Linked DNA regions of Mus musculus: region 2 is linked to region 1. A link is a loop called in an ENCODE intact Hi-C map of the cell type or tissue named here. Cell type or tissue: left cerebral cortex. All regions are shown on one strand. Links, peaks and the distances in the headings refer to the core of each region. The heading gives the core; the rest is flanking DNA. Region 1 overlaps Map3k15 (mitogen-activated protein kinase kinase kinase 15). Region 2 holds the start of Map3k15 (mitogen-activated protein kinase kinase kinase 15).

Evidence for each region. Peaks named below come from ENCODE experiments on the same cell type or tissue, not always from the same donor. Only the 100,000 strongest peaks of a DNase experiment are listed, where the experiment ranks them.
Region 2: it touches region 1 in a loop (3-fold over the local background); 35 of 42 quality-filtered maps call a loop at or near these places.

The regions. Positions count from the first base shown.
Region 1 is chrX:160,113,426-160,121,757 of GRCm38, forward strand. It overlaps Map3k15 (mitogen-activated protein kinase kinase kinase 15), which reads left to right. Exons shown (of 29, transcript NM_001163085.4): 20 at 1,634-1,817; 21 at 2,460-2,625; 22 at 3,094-3,268; 23 at 4,230-4,415; 24 at 5,116-5,221; 25 at 6,085-6,298; 26 at 8,221-8,332. Among named protein-coding and RNA genes, the nearest start is that of Gm39547, 21 kb to the right of the region's middle. In left cerebral cortex, for the core only: a CTCF peak has its summit at 3,484 (motif pointing left); a DNase peak (open chromatin) is centred at 3,472.
Region 2 is chrX:159,984,415-159,992,746 of GRCm38, forward strand. Map3k15 (mitogen-activated protein kinase kinase kinase 15) reads left to right here and starts at 3,790. Exons shown (of 29, transcript NM_001163085.4): 1 at 3,790-4,391. The coding sequence starts at 4,019. In left cerebral cortex, for the core only: a CTCF peak has its summit at 3,693 (motif pointing right); DNase peaks (open chromatin) are centred at 1,657 and 3,729; H3K4me3 peaks cover 719 bases.

The sequences.
Region 1 (8,332 bases), core at 98-8,097:
ATCTAATATTCTTCTAACTCTTAAGTTATTCATTTTTTCAAGCTATGAGGCATGGTGTCTTGAGAATGAGATGTGCCACTTAGTTAAGAGCTTTATAGAGATAAAATCAGAAGGCTCTGTAGTTTTAGAGCTCACAGAATAGAGCAAGGGAGTGAAAACCAGCCCCCAGGAGAGCTGAGGAGTGGCCAGTGAGCACAGTCATCAAATACTTCCAGAATGGCTTCTACCTCTGGGTCACGAAGTGGACTTGGGAAAGGCACAGCAAGGCAGTGAAGGTTAGAATGACAGCTCCTAAAAAGGCTAGCGAGCAGCCTCTAATGAGAACAGTTTCATAGGAAGAGGTTATGCAGTTTTCACAAAAGAGTTCTATGCCTTGATGGGACATATATCTGGGAACTGACTCTTGCTCCACTGAGGGTCACAGGGACCTCCTTTAGCTGGCAGGAAGAACTGATGAACTTGGTCTTGAAAGTCCTAAGAGGAAAACACTTATCTCTCCCTTACCCTGTAGGGGAGTCCATCTTATCTGTAGGATGGGCAATTTGCTTATCTGTAAAGTGGCAGCCTAAGGCTGTGTTTGCTTATGATTTAGAGCTGGAGGCTAAGAATCTGGGCTGGGTGTGGGGGTAAAATAGAGATAGGGAGAGTGGTATCTCTTAGAGTCTTTATTTGGGAAGATAGTATCAACTTTGAATATTCTCCACTGGAAGCTTTCCTACCCTGAAACCACCACTCTCTAGAGCAGCGGTCTCAACCTGTGGGGGTAGAGACCCACAGAGATCCCATATCAGATATTCTGCATATCAGATAATTACATAACTATTCATAACAACAGCAAAGTTACAGTCATGAAGTAGCAACAAAAATAATTTTATGATTGAGAGTCACCACAACATGAAGAACTGTATTAAAGAGTCACAGCAGTACAAGGTTGAGAGCCACTGCTCTAGAGACTTAAAACAGTTGTTCCTCACAATTCAGAGTTGGCAGCTGGGCAGTGGTGGCACACGCCTTTAATCCCAACACTCCGGAGGCAGAGGCAGGTGGATTTCTGAGTTCAAGGCCAGCCTGGTCTACAGAGTGAGTTCCAGGACAGCCAGGGCTACACAGAGAAACCCTGTCTCGACAAGAAAAAGAAAAAACAAAACAAAAACAAACAAACAAAAAACAGAGTTAGTTGGCTATTGGTCTTTCAACGTTCTTCTCAGGTTTACCCCTGGGTGTGTCCAACTGGTGGCCTTGCTGGGGCAGGACCGTGTGACAGGGCAAGATACAGCAGGGAGGGATCAGTTACTCTTTCCATGTAGTTGTCTATCCTGGCTCCCTTCTTCTACATTGGTGGTATCCGGGTCCCAAGAGCACGCTCTCCCAGGCTTTATCAGCCCTAGGTCCTGAAAGCCTCACCATATTGCTCTCCTGACCCTTTCTTGGTATAAGTCATGAGAAGCTAGCTAAGACTTCAGGGAAGGGGAAGTTGACTCCATTTGTAGATGGGAGGAGCAGAAATGTCATGTAGCAACAGGACATCTAAATAAATGTCACCAAGCTTTTCTCATGAGATGGCAACTTCCATTGAAAGTGCACGCACCCGAATTCACCCATGCTGACATTGTTAACTGTCCCTTCAATGCAGGTAGGGATGTTTAAGATCCACCCTGAAATTCCAGAGGCCCTTTCAGCTGAAGCCAGAGCCTTCATCTTGTCTTGTTTTGAGCCTGACCCTCAGAAACGTGTCACTGCTGCTGACCTTCTCCAAGAAGGGTTCTTAAGGCAGGTGAACAAAGGCAAAAAGAACCGAATTGCTTTCAAGCCTTCAGGTAAGGCTGACCTGGACAGCTGGGGTACGCCCCAGGTTTGAGTTTCTCTCCTGCTCAGAGAAAGAAATTGGGGCCCTGGAGTACCATTCTTGCCATGCTAGGCCCACTTCTGTGAAGAGCAGCAGTAGTCCTCGCAGAGGTTTGGAGTATACAAACCCAGCCAGTTGTCCACCTGTTTTCTGACAGACACAGGGAGCGTCACGTTGATCCCGTTCCTGTACTTCAAGTACTTCTTTGAGGAATGTGAAGAGGAGGAAGGCAAGAGGTCTCTTGTCTGGGGTTTTGTAACTTTCCCACATGTAGAGCCTGCTGCTTCTGGCCTGTCATCCTGTGTTGATACTGACCTTACTAAAAGGACACACAGGCTTTCTGGGGAAGGACACATTTACATGTAGTTAAGTCCTGTCTGTAAACTAAGGTTGGCCTCTAAAAGAAAACACGTTTTCCTCTTTTCGTTGAGTGGGTAAGTCAGAGGCTGTGACAGTGTGGCTCACCAAGTCGCTGCCTTACTGTGAGGCCCGCCTCAACCCTACATTTTCACTAGGATCCTTCTACTAGACAGTGTAGCAGTGGATTAGAGGAGTCCGTGATTAACAGGTCCTTGTATGGGGGTCTGGCCACTCTCTGGCTGTTTCTCCACAGAGGGTGTTCGGAGTGGCACTGGTACTCTGGCTCTGCCTTCATCAGGAGAGCTTGTGGGCAGCAGCAGCAGCGAGCATGGCTCAATCTCCCCAGACTCGGATGCCCAGCCTGATGCATTCTTTGAGAAAGTCCAGGTGCCCAAACATCAGCTCAGCCACCTTCTCAGGTACTGTCATTGTCTCTTGTCCCCCTGTGGCAGTCCTCTGAAGGATACCAGTTGTTCCTCAGTAGCAGAACACTTGCTGGGTTACAGAAAGGAGTTTTGCAGGGAAGCAGGGTGACCAAAGAGACTTGTCTTCACCCAGTGTCCTTTTTTTGTCCTTTCTCTTCTCTGGTTGTCCCTGTTCTTCCTCTCTCCCCTCCCCCCTCCACACTTCCCCTTTCTAGTCTCCTCTTCCCCTTACCCTATCTGCCTCCCTGTCCTCTCCCTCTTCTCTTCCCCTCTCTCTGGGCCCCTTATCTCCTTATTTCTCTCCCACTAGATACCAAGGGGGTAGTCAAGAAGGGGAGAGGGGATACCACACACCTTACCCACCAGCCTTTTTCCACAATTCCTCTTCTGGAGTCTCCCCAAAGGGCACAACATGCTACCCTTCCCAGACACACAGAAATTGTTGACGATGTTTATCTGCAGTGTCCCAGATGAAAGCCCAGCCTTAGATGACCGAAGCACAGCCTTACCCCCAGAGGAGAGGGACCCTGGTCTCTTTCTGCTGCGCAAGGACAGTGAGCGCAGAGCCATCCTTTACAGAATCCTTTGGGAGGAACAGAACCAAGTGGCTTCCAACTTGCAAGAGTGTGTGGTCCAGGTACAGGCTGCGGAAAGGCATCTGATAATCCTACCGACTCTGCCCAGTTCCTCTCTCCAACAGGTGTAAACGGGACAGCAAAGTGTCCTACATCCTGGGACATTCTCATAGTTGTAGTGATTACTATACTTATTGCCCAACACCCTTCTCTTTCCTGACAAAAAGGAGGTTTTCAGCTTACTGCAATGCTTCCTGGCATTGGTGTGCTGGTGCTGCCCTCTGGTGGAAAGCAAACTGGATGTCAGCTGAAAGCTCTAAGAGGCTTAGCACTCCCTTGGTCTCCCCCTCTCCCCTTATATGACACACTGAAGCAATGGATCTCATCCTATTGAGTTGCAAACCCCTTGGGGTCACATATCACATGGTATGGATAATTCATAACAGTAGCAAAGTTAGTTATGAAGTAGCAACAAAAGTCTTCAGATTGGGGGACCACAGCATGAGGAACTGTATTAAAGGGTTGCAGCATTAAGAAGGTTGAGACCCACTGTGCTAGAGCCTACACTCAGGAGAGAACAGGCACTGTAGGGAGAATGGTTATGGAAGAAAACCAAGTTTGAAGCAGGCCAAAGTAGTAGCAAAGTGTTCTCTCTCCCGTTGTTATAGACAGGAAGATACTTTGAAGAGAGGCCATTGTCCTGCTATGAGCTCTACCTTCCCTAGCCCTCTGTAGAGTGGTCAGACAGGAAGCAAGGACCATTCCCAGCTGCCTTAGTGCTGACATTTTCTGTATACCCACCTCTTGGGGAGGATCCCCAAGACCTCCAGGAAGGGTATGATGGGACTCAGGAGCATCCTTACTCAGGAGCTTCCACAATTCCATTAGCAAATGGACTGTCTACTTTCCCACAACGCATTTGGAAATTCCTGCCTTCCCTCCGACTCACTCAAATGAAAATGATTTTCGTGTGTGTGTGTGTGTGTGTGTGTGTGTGTGTGTGTGTGTGTGTATCATTTTCAGAGTTCAGAAGAGTTGCTTCTCTCAGTTAGCCACATCAAACAGATAATTGGAATCCTGAGGGACTTCATCCGCTCCCCAGAGCACAGGGTGATGGCAGCCACAATATCAAAACTAAAGGTGGACCTGGACTTTGACAGCTCATCCATCAACCAGATTCACCTGATTCTGTTTGGGTTCCAAGATGCTGTGAGTGCACTATCGGGCCCTGGAGAACATGATAGCCAAACCAGTTAGCTCACCCTGTTCTTCTATAGCACCCATTCCTTCTCATTTGTTAATAGCCTGAATCCCAAAGTTTGTAAACATTAAGCACATAGTAATAACATCACTTTGTGAAGTGTACCAATTGCATTTGACCACTGAGAGAGCATGGGATATGGGAATTTGCATTGGCCACCACAGTGGCTATACTTTTGTGCCTGTATGTTACTTCAATTATAAAGCCAGATCTGGTTTATCTTGTTGCATGCTCCCAATATAGTCAGTCTGTCATGTCATAGATGTTCAATAAATGTCCCTTGAATTAACAACCAAGGGGCCTGATGACACTGATCCCATCTTTTAGAATCCATTTTGACTTAGGGTCCATCTAGAGAAAGATTCATTCAGAAGAATGAACCAGACAGAAATCCAGGACAGCGCAGCACGATTCATCTCAGTGGGAATAGAAGCAAATTGAATAAGTCTGTTTCTTAAAAGTCCAATGGAGCTGGGCAGTGGTGGTACATGCCTTTAATCCCAGAACTTGGGTTTACAGAGTGAGTTCCAGGACAGCCAGGGCTATACCGAGAAACCCTGTCTCAAAAAAAAAAAAAAACCCAAAAAAACAAAAAACAAAAAATGTACAATGGAATAGACATAGGAACTTTTGTGATTTTTTTTTTAGGTCAATAGAATTTTGAGAAACCACTTAATTAGGCCCCACTGGATGTTTGCAATGGACAACATCATTCGCAGAGCTGTGCAGGCTGCAGTCACCATTCTCATTCCAGGTAATTAAGTGCCTTCTTGCACTCAAGATCGGATTCGGGCTGCCGAAAAGACCAGGAGTATCCTCAGCATCCAACAGCTGTTGCTTTGTTTCCATTTGGTTTATACTTCCCTGCAGTTAAGTAAATGCTCCCATAGAGCTTTCTGGAACGAAAAGTCTGTGATAACATCTCATGGCGCCCTGTCTACCTACCTCCTAGGCATAATGGTGACTGTGTAGAGATTATACTTTTGATCTTAACAGGGAGTCGATGTTGGAAGGCAGGGATCCTCTGGTGCTCATACAGCTTCCTCAGTGTGCATGCTCTCAAGCTTATTAGATAGTTGATAATTACAGAACTCCTTCTTCCCTTGGAATCATCCTGTAATGGCTGTACCTCTTACTATATATGGATCCATACGCATGCGTGGTCATTCTGGGGAGCCAATTCAGGGTCTCGTGTTCGGAAGCACATGCTGTACCTCTCTGAGCTATGCACCCCAAGCCCAATGTGAGGCTTTCTTTTTGAAATGAGGTGCCCAGTGTGCTTCTCCTGCAGTACTATGGCTGGGGATGGCAGGCTTTCGAGTCGTTGCCCCTTCCTGTTGACACTGGATCCTTGCTGGCCACTTCTGTCTACTCTCTCAAATGCTCCCTGGAACAGGCACCAAGCAGAGCACTGGCCTGTTGATAGCACTCGTGGCTTGCTGGCCTGCACATCCTTCATTGTCAGTTGCTTCTTGTGTAAACTGGGAAGGACCATATTTACACTGCAGTCCATTCAAGTCATCTCTTTACTCAGTAGTCCCCTCCGACAGCAAGCACTGTGTTGAATGTTGAATTGCCTTGTTGAGTGTTATTCTGTACCTTGGTATGTTTTCACAGAGCTCCAAGCCCACTTTGAGCCTGCTTCTGAGACTGAAGGGGTAGACAAGGACACAGAAGTAGAAGGGGACTATCCCCTAGTAGACCTCCTCAGCCAAGAAGTGCATGTGACACCTAGAGGCACCAGACCTGGCTCAGTGGCTATCCAGGAGGGCCAGCCCCACCAGCAAGACCCAAGTCTCCAACTGAGCAAGCTCAGGCAAGAGACCAACAGGTCAGGACCTTGCAAACCCTGTACAAGACTCCCTGGTAAAGAGTGCATTTATAGCTTCAGCGGGAACCAGGGCCTCCTTCCTTTTCAGTGCCAGGAATCATCAGTACAGTGCCTTGTCACAGGTCACACATACATCTTCCATATCAAAAAACATCTGAGTTTTGTCATAATAGAGCCCCCGGCATGGCATGTGGCCCAACAGTCTGCCCCACAGAAGCAGTTAAAAGGAGTAGGGGGCAATATAGCACTTTGTAGACAGTGATGTGTCCTATAGCCCTGTCCTTAAGCCTTCCCAGTCACTTGTTAGATTGCCTTTCCAACCTTGATAGTGAATGTAATTCCCCTTTGCTCTGGAAATTCATAATTGTCAATAACCTTTTAAGGAATACTATCCACAGCTGGAATAAACTAGCTGGTGATTATTCCAATTGCCACCTTCTTACTTGTGGCAGTGCTGTCTCAACGGTGGAGATTAGGTACTGGGCACATGTTTTGGATTTTAATAAGATTTTAATCTTATGTTACTAATTTTTAAGACCTGGACTTTTAAATGATCATGATGGCAGTACTCAGATCTAAGATGACGATAGATGTAAAAGTTGGTAGTAAAATTCATAGCATTTCTTTGAAGTGTCTTTGCAGGAAGATTTGTCATCATCCAACTCAGTATTAATGTGACTAGCTAATAACTTACCCTGCCTAGCCTCGTGGTCTGGCATAAACATGGGAATCGTTTCCAGGAACCACAGAGGCTCAAGCTACTTAACAAAGGCAGGCAGGGCAGAGGGGAGAAAGCATTTTTGCCTTGTGGTCTTGCTGGGGTAGAAGTGTCCGCCAAAAAGAAATGACCACAAAAGTGTTTTCATCCACTTACAAATTATGGCTGTCCCTTCTTGGGGCAATATCAGTAATGAACTTCAGTCATTTAAAGCTTTTTACTTGAGTCCTTTGTTCACCAATACAGATAAACTAGTTAAAAGGCTATGCCAGGTGGTTAAACTAATCTTTTTATTAGATACATAAGCAAACAAAAGGAGGCTAGCCATGGCTCTGACTTGCAACCCTGTTCCCTTCCAGTGTTAAGGAGCTAGCATGTGGAGATCCGGAAGTCTGAGGCTTAACTGCACAAATACTTGTCTTTCATGTCCCAGGGAGACTGTCCCAAAATGAGTAAGGCCCTACCTCTGAGACTGAGTAAATTGCTTAAAGAATCTGTGCATGGAAAAGAACGTTCACTTCCTAAGCATTGCTCTAAGGCTTAAATGCTCTCCGGGCAGTCCTGGGTCCTACTTGAGTACTGAGTGAGTGCTAACAGCATGCCTCCCCAGCTGTTCTCACCAGAATGCTACTCTCTGGCTAGGGCTCCTAATGAGCTGAGAAAGAAGGCTACCTAGCCTAGATTCAGCTATTTTATCTGACTGGGTTTTAATAATCAGGTGGTCCTTCTGGCCAAGTTCTAATGATCAACAGGAAATTCAGTTTTAGTTCTTGATACAGTTTGAAACAAGACTGCTCTAAAAAACATAATCAAATTTATTTCTCAGAGCTCTGCACATTGTAGTCTATGATCAAAGTACTGGCAGTCTGAGGGTCTGCCTGCTGGTGTATACCATATACTCACGTGTCCTCAAATGGTGTCTGGGCACTAGTTTACCCTTCACCCTTCTCAAGGCCTCTTAAATCGTCTTAGTAAGAATTTCAGGAGGGATACAAACATCAACTCCATTGTACAATACACCTACACTCTCAGTATTGGGTCTTTGCTGTCAAGAAAGACAGACAGTTCTTCTATACAGGCAGAAACCTACTGGACAGAAATCTTTAGTCACCTGCTTGTTTTTCCAATATCTAATGTTCACCAAATGTATGAATTGAAATGGGAATACTTTGTGCATGATGTGTTTCTTGTTTTTTTAAATCAGACTTTGGGAACACCTAGTTCAAAAAGAGAGGGAGTACCAGAATCTTCTTCGCCTAATTCTAGACCAGAAAACTCAAGAATTGTATCACCTTCAGTTACAGTACAAATCCAAT
Region 2 (8,332 bases), core at 105-8,104, 130 kb before region 1:
AAATCATATACTCTCAAGCAATTCCAAACAGACTCAGCAGGTTGTATTCATGTTTATGCAAATGTGTACATATATGTGTATAACAATAATAATAAAAGAAAGTTGGTATCAACTAGAGAGGGAGTTGGGGGCATTGGAGGAATTGAAGGGAATAAAAAGAAAGGGAAGTGATATAATTAAGTTTTAATTAGAATTTGAAAAACTATAGCTAACAAAATAAAGAAAAAAACACAATGAATTATCACCATAGACTTATCAGAATGGTTTTAAAGCATGAGAATACTACAAATGCTGTTGGGGTTGTGAAAAACTAGATCATGCACATGTTGTAAGTGGAACTATAAAATGGGATAGCCTCTCAGAAGACAACTTTGCAAAAAATAAAACAACAACAACAACAACACACACACACCTATCTATGACCTGGAATTTATTACTCCTGGACATTTGTCTCAGAAAAATTTTTAAAAAAATTAAAACTCATGCTCACAGAACCTGCGAGTGGATATTCCTAGCAGCTTTCTTCATAATAGTTCCAAACTGGAATCAATTCATATATCCTTCAAATGGAATCTGGCTTGAAGAACTGGTGATATAACTAATTATACAACATAAAGGAGTACTGATTCATGCAACAACTTATTTGAATCCCAAGGTAATTATGGTGATTGGAAAACAATCCAAAAAGGTGACACACTGTATGATTCCCCTTAAATAACATTTTTAGAGACAGGGTCTCATTTAGTCCAGGTTGGCTGCAAACTCACTATGCTTGAGAGATAATCTCAAACTCTTGATATCCTTGGCTCTACTTCCCAAGGGCTAGAAAGTATGCATTAGCATGATTAGTTTATATAACACTCTTGAAATGACAAAATTACAGAAATGGAGATTAGTGGTAAGTAGTCAGGGGTAGTGAGGCCTGAGATGGCTGTGGCTGCCAAAGGATAACAGGATGCATCTTTGGGATGGAGCTGTTTTCTATCTTCATCACAGCCATGTCAATATCCTGGTTGGGATAATGTACTACTAGTGTAACAAGATGCTGTTATTGGGGAAAATGGGGTCAAAGAATACTAGGTAGTTCTATGTGATTTCCAATATTTACATATGAAGATGCAGTTATCTCAAAATCAAGCTTAATTTTAAGAAAGTCCTTTAGGCACACAAAATAGCAATGACAAACAGAGAATCTTTTAGAAGAAAATCGTCAAGGTGGAAAATGGTCTGAAAATTAGGTCCTAGAGAAATGGAAGGGACTGGTATCACCTGAAAAAAGGAGACTTCCTGGGGGCAGTACTCAGAAAACTGCCTGGCAGCAGAGGCGAGAGAAGATTACATTAAAATCCACAGAGAAAAGGTACAAAGGAGGAGAGTTCTTTTCCATATCCGGAAAAACTTTTGATGATACTTCTGCAATAGGACAAAGCGGTTTCCAGAACATGCCTTTTAGTGAGGAGCAAGGCACGATGGAGAAAAGAATACCTGTTCAACTAAACAGGCAAGACTAAGGCAGCATTTTGCAATTTTCTCCCCGGAGGGGCTAGAGGGAGCTGGAAGGACATTGGCCAATGAGGCCTGCTTCATGTGTACAAATTGCTGGAGACAATGGGCTAGTGGCTGTGTGTGCCAACTTCAGGGAAGGTGCTTGTTAGCTGGGTAAATGGTAGGTTCTTTTCTCGGCAGGGTTTGGATTTAGAGAAAGATGTTATTCAAGCCATAATTCCCAACTCCCGGGCTTTTCGCTCCAGCAGCCAGGCCCCAGAGAGCTCTGAGAGGAATTGGAGAAGATTGCTGCGAAGACAACAGACACCGGCAAAAGGGGTTTCAAATGTGTGACTTTGCCCTTTGAAAGGCTGTGCCAGTCACTGGAGTAATTTCAGATGAACAAGCACATTAGGAAAATTACTACTATTGTGCATTGCAAGGTTGCAAGGAACACATGTGTCCTTGTATAGCACCATACTAAAAAAAAAAAAAAATTCTTAGAACAGAACAGGTGTTGAAAGTTTTTCCAAGTCCTGCCTGAGTGTTCTCACACATTTCCTCAGAGACACAATGCCACCACTCATAATGTTCCTGATTTCTACTAAGGCTGGAACTAGGGAAGGATTTCTTGTAGCATTTCCATGGATATTTTCACTATCTTTTTATTTGGGGGGGGGGGGGGTTGAGCCATAGCACTGGTGAGGTGGAGCCAGGCAGGCTCTTTGGGCAGTCAGACCAGCCTACTTGGTGAGTTCCCGGCCAGAGAGAGAACCTGTCTCAAAGCCAAATTGGATGGTGTGGATGGCGCCTGCCATATACCACCCAGAGTCTTCTGGCCTCCACACGAATGCGTGCATGCACTTGCATGGACAAAACAAAACAATTAAAAAGTTGGCAAATGGCCTAGATAGATAATATTCCAAAGAAGTTACATGAATGAGACAGGAGTGTAGAACAAGATGCTGATCACCTTTAGCCAACAGGGAATTGCAACTCGAAATCAGAATGAGTTCTAGTACCCACTAGGAGCTGTAATGAAGAAAGAGACAGTCACAAGTGTTGCTGGGGTTATAGAGGAAATGGAACACTTCTACACTTCCATGGGAATGCGAAATGATGCAACCACTTTGGAAAGCAGTGAATTTCTTCAAAGGTTAAACATATCCTTCATGCAACCCAGACATTCTCCTCTTAGCACTGAATACAAAGCAAATGAAAACCCATTTTCACACTTTGATTCCATCCAGTATAGGAAATGTACAGACAAGGCAAATAGAGAGCCAGGGCTGATGGTTTGCTAAGGGCTGGTTATTTCAGAGGACGGAATAAAAAGTGATTTCTAAAAGGTAGTGGGGGTGCAGGTGGGGTGGGTAGTGGAGTGTTCAGGCATTCTAAAAGTTGTCGTGATGGACACAGAACTGGGACTACACTAAAGATCCAGCCAGCCATTTTGTTCTAGGTGGTTTGTAAATTATACCTAGAAGCAGCTGTTAAAAAGACAACTCCACCACCACATGACAACTTGTAGTGCATTTTATTGTTTAAATATAATGTAATGCTGGAGACTAAAATGGTGAGCTGCAGAGATGCAGTGGAGACCTCTTTGGAGCCTTAGTATTTCAGAGGTCAGGTAGGCAGCGCACTTTTACGGGAGTGTATTTCCCAGGCAAACAAATGTTGGCTTGCCAGCACCCTCCCCATACCTTGTCAAGGTCACTACCAAAGTCAAGACAAATAAGGCTGCAAGACAGGGCTCAGGGAGGTTATGTCCTGGACAGTGGCGAGTGCCAAATGAGGCATTGCTCATCCTCCTGATGTAGAGTTAAAGCTGCATGTGCACTTAGTTTGGAACTGATTATCAATATCCAATTAGTGCCTTGAAAGTCTACTGTGGTTGAAAGCTTCAACTTGTTTGGTGGGCAGGCGTGGGGGCGGGGAAAAATGATGAAAGAAAAAAAAAGAGGGGGAGGAAAGATAGAGAAAGGGAGGGAGGAAGGAATGAAGGAAGGAAGGAAGAAAGGGAGGAAGTCAGGGAGGGAGGAAAGAAGGAAAGAACGAAGGAAGGAAAAAAGGAAGGAAGCCAAGGAAACGAGTTTGTAACAGTAGTTCAAAGGAAGAACGAGGGGAGGACCCAAGGAGAGCCAAATCGAGCTGAGCCCTGCAATCCTCGCCTCGGCCGGCGTCCGGGCTGGGGGCGCTGCGCGGGGGAGCCGGCAGGGGGCGCCCTTGGCGTTGCTGCCCCGAGGCTCTCGGCAGCGCCCCCTCCGCCCGTCCTGACGTCGGAGCCCCCGCCTCTTTCTCGCGGGCTTTCAAAGGGCGCTCGGGGCAAGCCGGCCCTGAGCTCCGCTCCGCCGGCCGCCGGAGAACCCGTGGTCACCTGCCCGCCCCGGCCTCTGCGCCCGCCCCCTGCTCCGGCTCCCTGCGGCCGCCGTCCGTCCTCCGGTCCGCCCGTCCGTCATCCGCCTGTGCAGCAGGTGTCTCGGGGAAGAGCACCTGGGCTTCGAAGCCGCCAGCCCCGCGGGCCAGTCACATGGAGGGCGGCGGCGGCAGCGGCGGCGGCGGCGGGCCAGTCCCTGCCGAGGCTCCGGAGGAAGCCGGCGAGCCGCCCCAGGGCAGGCTGCCCCCGGGGCCCGAGGGCGCGGCGGGGCTGGCGGAGCCCGAGAGCACGGGGGACGCGGCGGGCGGCGAGGCCGAGGGCGGGCGCGGGCCACGCCGGGCTCTGCGGGCTGTCTACGTGCGCAGCGAAAGTTCGCAGGGGGCAGCCGCCGGCGGCGGCCCCGAGGCCGGGGCGCTCAAGTGCCTGCTTCGGGCTTGCGAAGCCGAGGGCGCCCACCTCACCTCCGTCCCCTTCGGGGAGCTCGACTTCGGGGAGACGGCCGTGCTCGATGCCTTCTACGATGCAGGTGAGGGCTGGGGCCACCCTTGGCTTCCCATGGCCTTCTCACAAGCCCTGCCACCCCTCCACTCTCTCCCCCTGGCTCTCTCCTCCAGTTCCCCCTCCATCCTGCCATCGGTGATGCTCAGGACCAATCTCTTACCTCCTGGACAGTGTAGAACAAGGAAGGAGCCCTTGGACAGATAAAGAGTGACCATAGGCACTTAGACCCATTTCATCATTTATTTTTCTTTTAATAATAGCCAACAACCCAAGAAACACACTATCGCCTAAGATGGCGGTTCTCCCCCCACAGGGGTCTCCTATCAGATAGTTACTTTGTAATTCATAACAAGTAAAATTATAGTTATAAAGTAGCAACGAAATAACCTTCTGCTTGGGGGGTCACCACAACAAGAGAAACTGTATTAAACCATTAGGAAGGTTGAGCGCCACCAACAAGATGTTGAGTCCGTCCTCCAGTTTGTTTTCTTCTGACATATATCCCTAATGCAGGCTGGTTATTATAGTCATCTGGGATAGCTGTTAAAACTAATTAACTTAAGACAGATCACTCATCTAATCCCAGGAAACAGAGGTGGGAGGATTGCAAATTCAAGGCCAGCCTCTGGGACATATGGAGTTTGGGGCCAGCCTAGGCTACAAAGTGAGACTCTCCCTCAAACAAACAAACAAATCCTATCTATTTTAGACCAATGACACCCAACGTGAGGCCTTCAGAGTGTTTTAATTCTTACAGGGGAGTCCATCCTACAACCAGAGAGTGGCAAGTTACTGCCTGACAAGCATGGTGTTGTGTAATCTACGGCTATGTGATGTTTTAATCTCTTAATGTAAACCATTGCTAGATGCAGGCTCGCTGTGCTGAGTGTGACCTAACCATCCGGTTTTCAAGTTTCTTCCATTGCTTTTCTTACTTAACCTTTGGGGATAAATCTGTGGACCCTGGATGATATTCATCAGCATTGTATGTGACACAGTAATGACCAGGGAATGTTTGTGCCTTAAGTTTTTCCACTGGTTAAGTGGAAGTAACAGTGTCTAACTTAAACCTGAAAGCATATGAGCTTTGGGAGTTGTTTTCAAAGTGTTCATGGTATGCTGTCTTGTAGCAGGTTGGGTGTCTAAGTTGTGTTAATAAAACTCGGTGCTTTTGCATGTTTGGTAAGTTCTACCAACCCGTACCCCATAAAGGCCAATCAATTCAGTTCCTTGTTTATTGGAGGCAGCCCTGGGTGTAAGGGTTTTTTGTTTTGTTTTGTTTTATTTTCTACAGCAAATGGCCAAACCCACCCCCATCTGGAAAGAGATGGGGCATCAGGCTTGTTCAAACAAGTGGCAGCTGGCCCCAGTGCGCACACTCTCTTGACATTTCTGACCATGCTGAGTATGCTCTTGAGCACCACGTCTTTTCAGAGAAATTATTCAGGAGCCCACTTCACCTAGAACTACTCCGGTTTTCTCAGCTTCTATTCAGTCTGCTCCCAAATGGAGTTGGAACAGAGTATCTGAAAAGTGAGCTGTTCATTGGGCCACCAGGCACAACTCTGCCTTCTTGCCTGCTGACAGTAAGATGGAACATTTGTATGCAGCGCCTTTGCCTTTCCGAGCCTCATTGGCGTGTGTTCATATGTGTGGCACAGATTCCCCTGCTGTGCACGCTCCTTTGAGAAGCCTACGTATCACTGCTCAAACCCAGGCACCCAGAGCAGCACATTTGCTCACTCTGGCTTTCGATGGTTTGCACCATGAATCCCCTTTGGTCAGTTTTGCCCTTTGGGATAATTTCTATCAATGTGACTGCAGGAAGTGGAATTGACGATTTAATAGGTGATCTCCACATCCCTACCCTCTCCTGGCTTCCTGAGCTCCTCTCTCACAAGTTTTGGATTTTTTGTTTGTTTGGGTTTTTTTGGGCACTTTCCACCAAAAAAAAAAAAAAAAAAAAAAAAAAAAAAGATAGAAAACTGTTGTTGGCTGTTTTGTAAAAATCTCGAAAACCGGATGTTCAATTGAATAGCCGCTGGCCACATGTAGCCATTTATATTTAAATTGGCTTCCATGTAGTAAAATGGGATCTCAAGAATCGACTAACCCTATTTCAAGTACAGCCAGCCAGCTTCTGTATGTGGGATGGCAACGATATAAAATGTTTTTCTCATAGTAGAAGGTCTTCTTGACAGTGCTGCTTTAGAACAAGATTGGTTGGCAGAGGGCAACTATTGAACTGTCCCAGGAGTATTGTGGGGGAACCATAGAGGTGAGACATTAGGCACGTTCTGTCTTCTGTTCTCATAGCAACTCAGCACTTGGTTCGATTGTGTTCTTATACTGTCTTATTTTTGTGGTCGTGTCGTGTGTGTATCTTAGATTTCTGTGTCATTAGTAAAAGGTCGAACGGGGGAGCTGCAGGAGAGCCTCAGGCTGATGGCAACAAATCTAAAAGAACTCACACTGGGGCTGGGATTGTGCCTCAGTGGCAGAGCACCTGCCTAGCATACAGAAGGCAGGATATTGGAAAGCAAAAGTGCTTTAATGCTGGATAGATACAGTAGACTGGAAGCCTTGACAATCGAATGGAAAGAGAATGCTAACACACGCACACGCGCACACACACACACTTATATAGCAGGGGATTAAAGATGGGTTTGTACCTCTGAAGCAGCCTGGCTCACTCTATCCCCACTGGAGAGAGTGGCCTGCTGTACCATCATGCTTTCTTTCACTCTGGAAACCATGAGCCCCAGCCTGGACCTAGGCTGTTGTCTGATGTACCAGGCCTTTGGGGGTTCTTTCCTAAGCCCCCTCCTTTCTGTGCTGCTGTTGCTCCTACTCACTCAGCACTGAGCCTGCAGTGCCCCTCAACCATGTGGAGAGAACTATCGCAGCTGCAGGGTTTAAGTGAACCGTGGCTGCTCACCTTGCGTGCATTCTAAACAGAGAGATTTGTGACCTGGCCCATCGCTTTATTTACTGTATAGGATTTGTTACCAGGGAGTATGTATTATTTTTGATTCTCAGCAGTCAACTTCTAAAAAGTTTTTGGTGCATACGCCATAAACATTTAAAGCTGTCTATATATCAGGCTTTGAGATAGGTGCTATGCAAAGTCTAAATAAATAGTGCAGTTGGGGTAGGGCTGAACTATTACAGAGTAGGCTGGAAAAATTCATGTTTCCCAGTACTCCAGGCAGAGTTTGAGCTATTGGGTGTGACAGGGCTTGGCATAAATGCCTAGTGGGTGGTGGGGCTTGATTTTTGTGGGAGGTGGGGGGAGGGGTTGCAGGACATGGAGTAGATCTCATTCTGGCTTTCGTTTGGGTGTCTGAGAGGGTAGCCTAGAGGGCAGGCAGAATTGAGCCCACCGGGAGAGGAGGAAAGGAGAGCGTGCATTTGATACTGATACTCCTTTTCACTCTTCAATTATTTTTATTATGGAAATTTTCAAGTATGCACAGAATGAAGCTTCATCAATTATTAACATTCTGACTTTCCTTTGATACCAGGGATTGAACCTAGCGCCATACACATACTAGACAGGTGTAACGCCACTGAGCTCCGATCCCCTGTCTCTCATCTGTTACTCTCTTCCTTACCTGTTCCCTATCTAGACTGTTACTATATTTACAGCTAGGAAAAGGGACTAGCCCTTGTGGAACCCAAACTCTATCACAATATGGAATATTCTGTCTTCCTGCCATGTCTCCTCCCACTTCCTTTTCCCTTCACTCCATCCTTGATGCCACAGAATGACTGATTTGCCATCACTGTAGGTTTGAGCTACCTTTTCTTGGGGCTTTATATAAATAGACTCATATAGTCTATCTTTTGTGGCTTCATTCACTCAGCATGATGATTTTGAGATTCACCCATATTATTACATGGCAAGTTTTCTTTTTTTAAATGCTACTAGTCCATCATAAGAATGGAGCTACAGTACAGGCACCA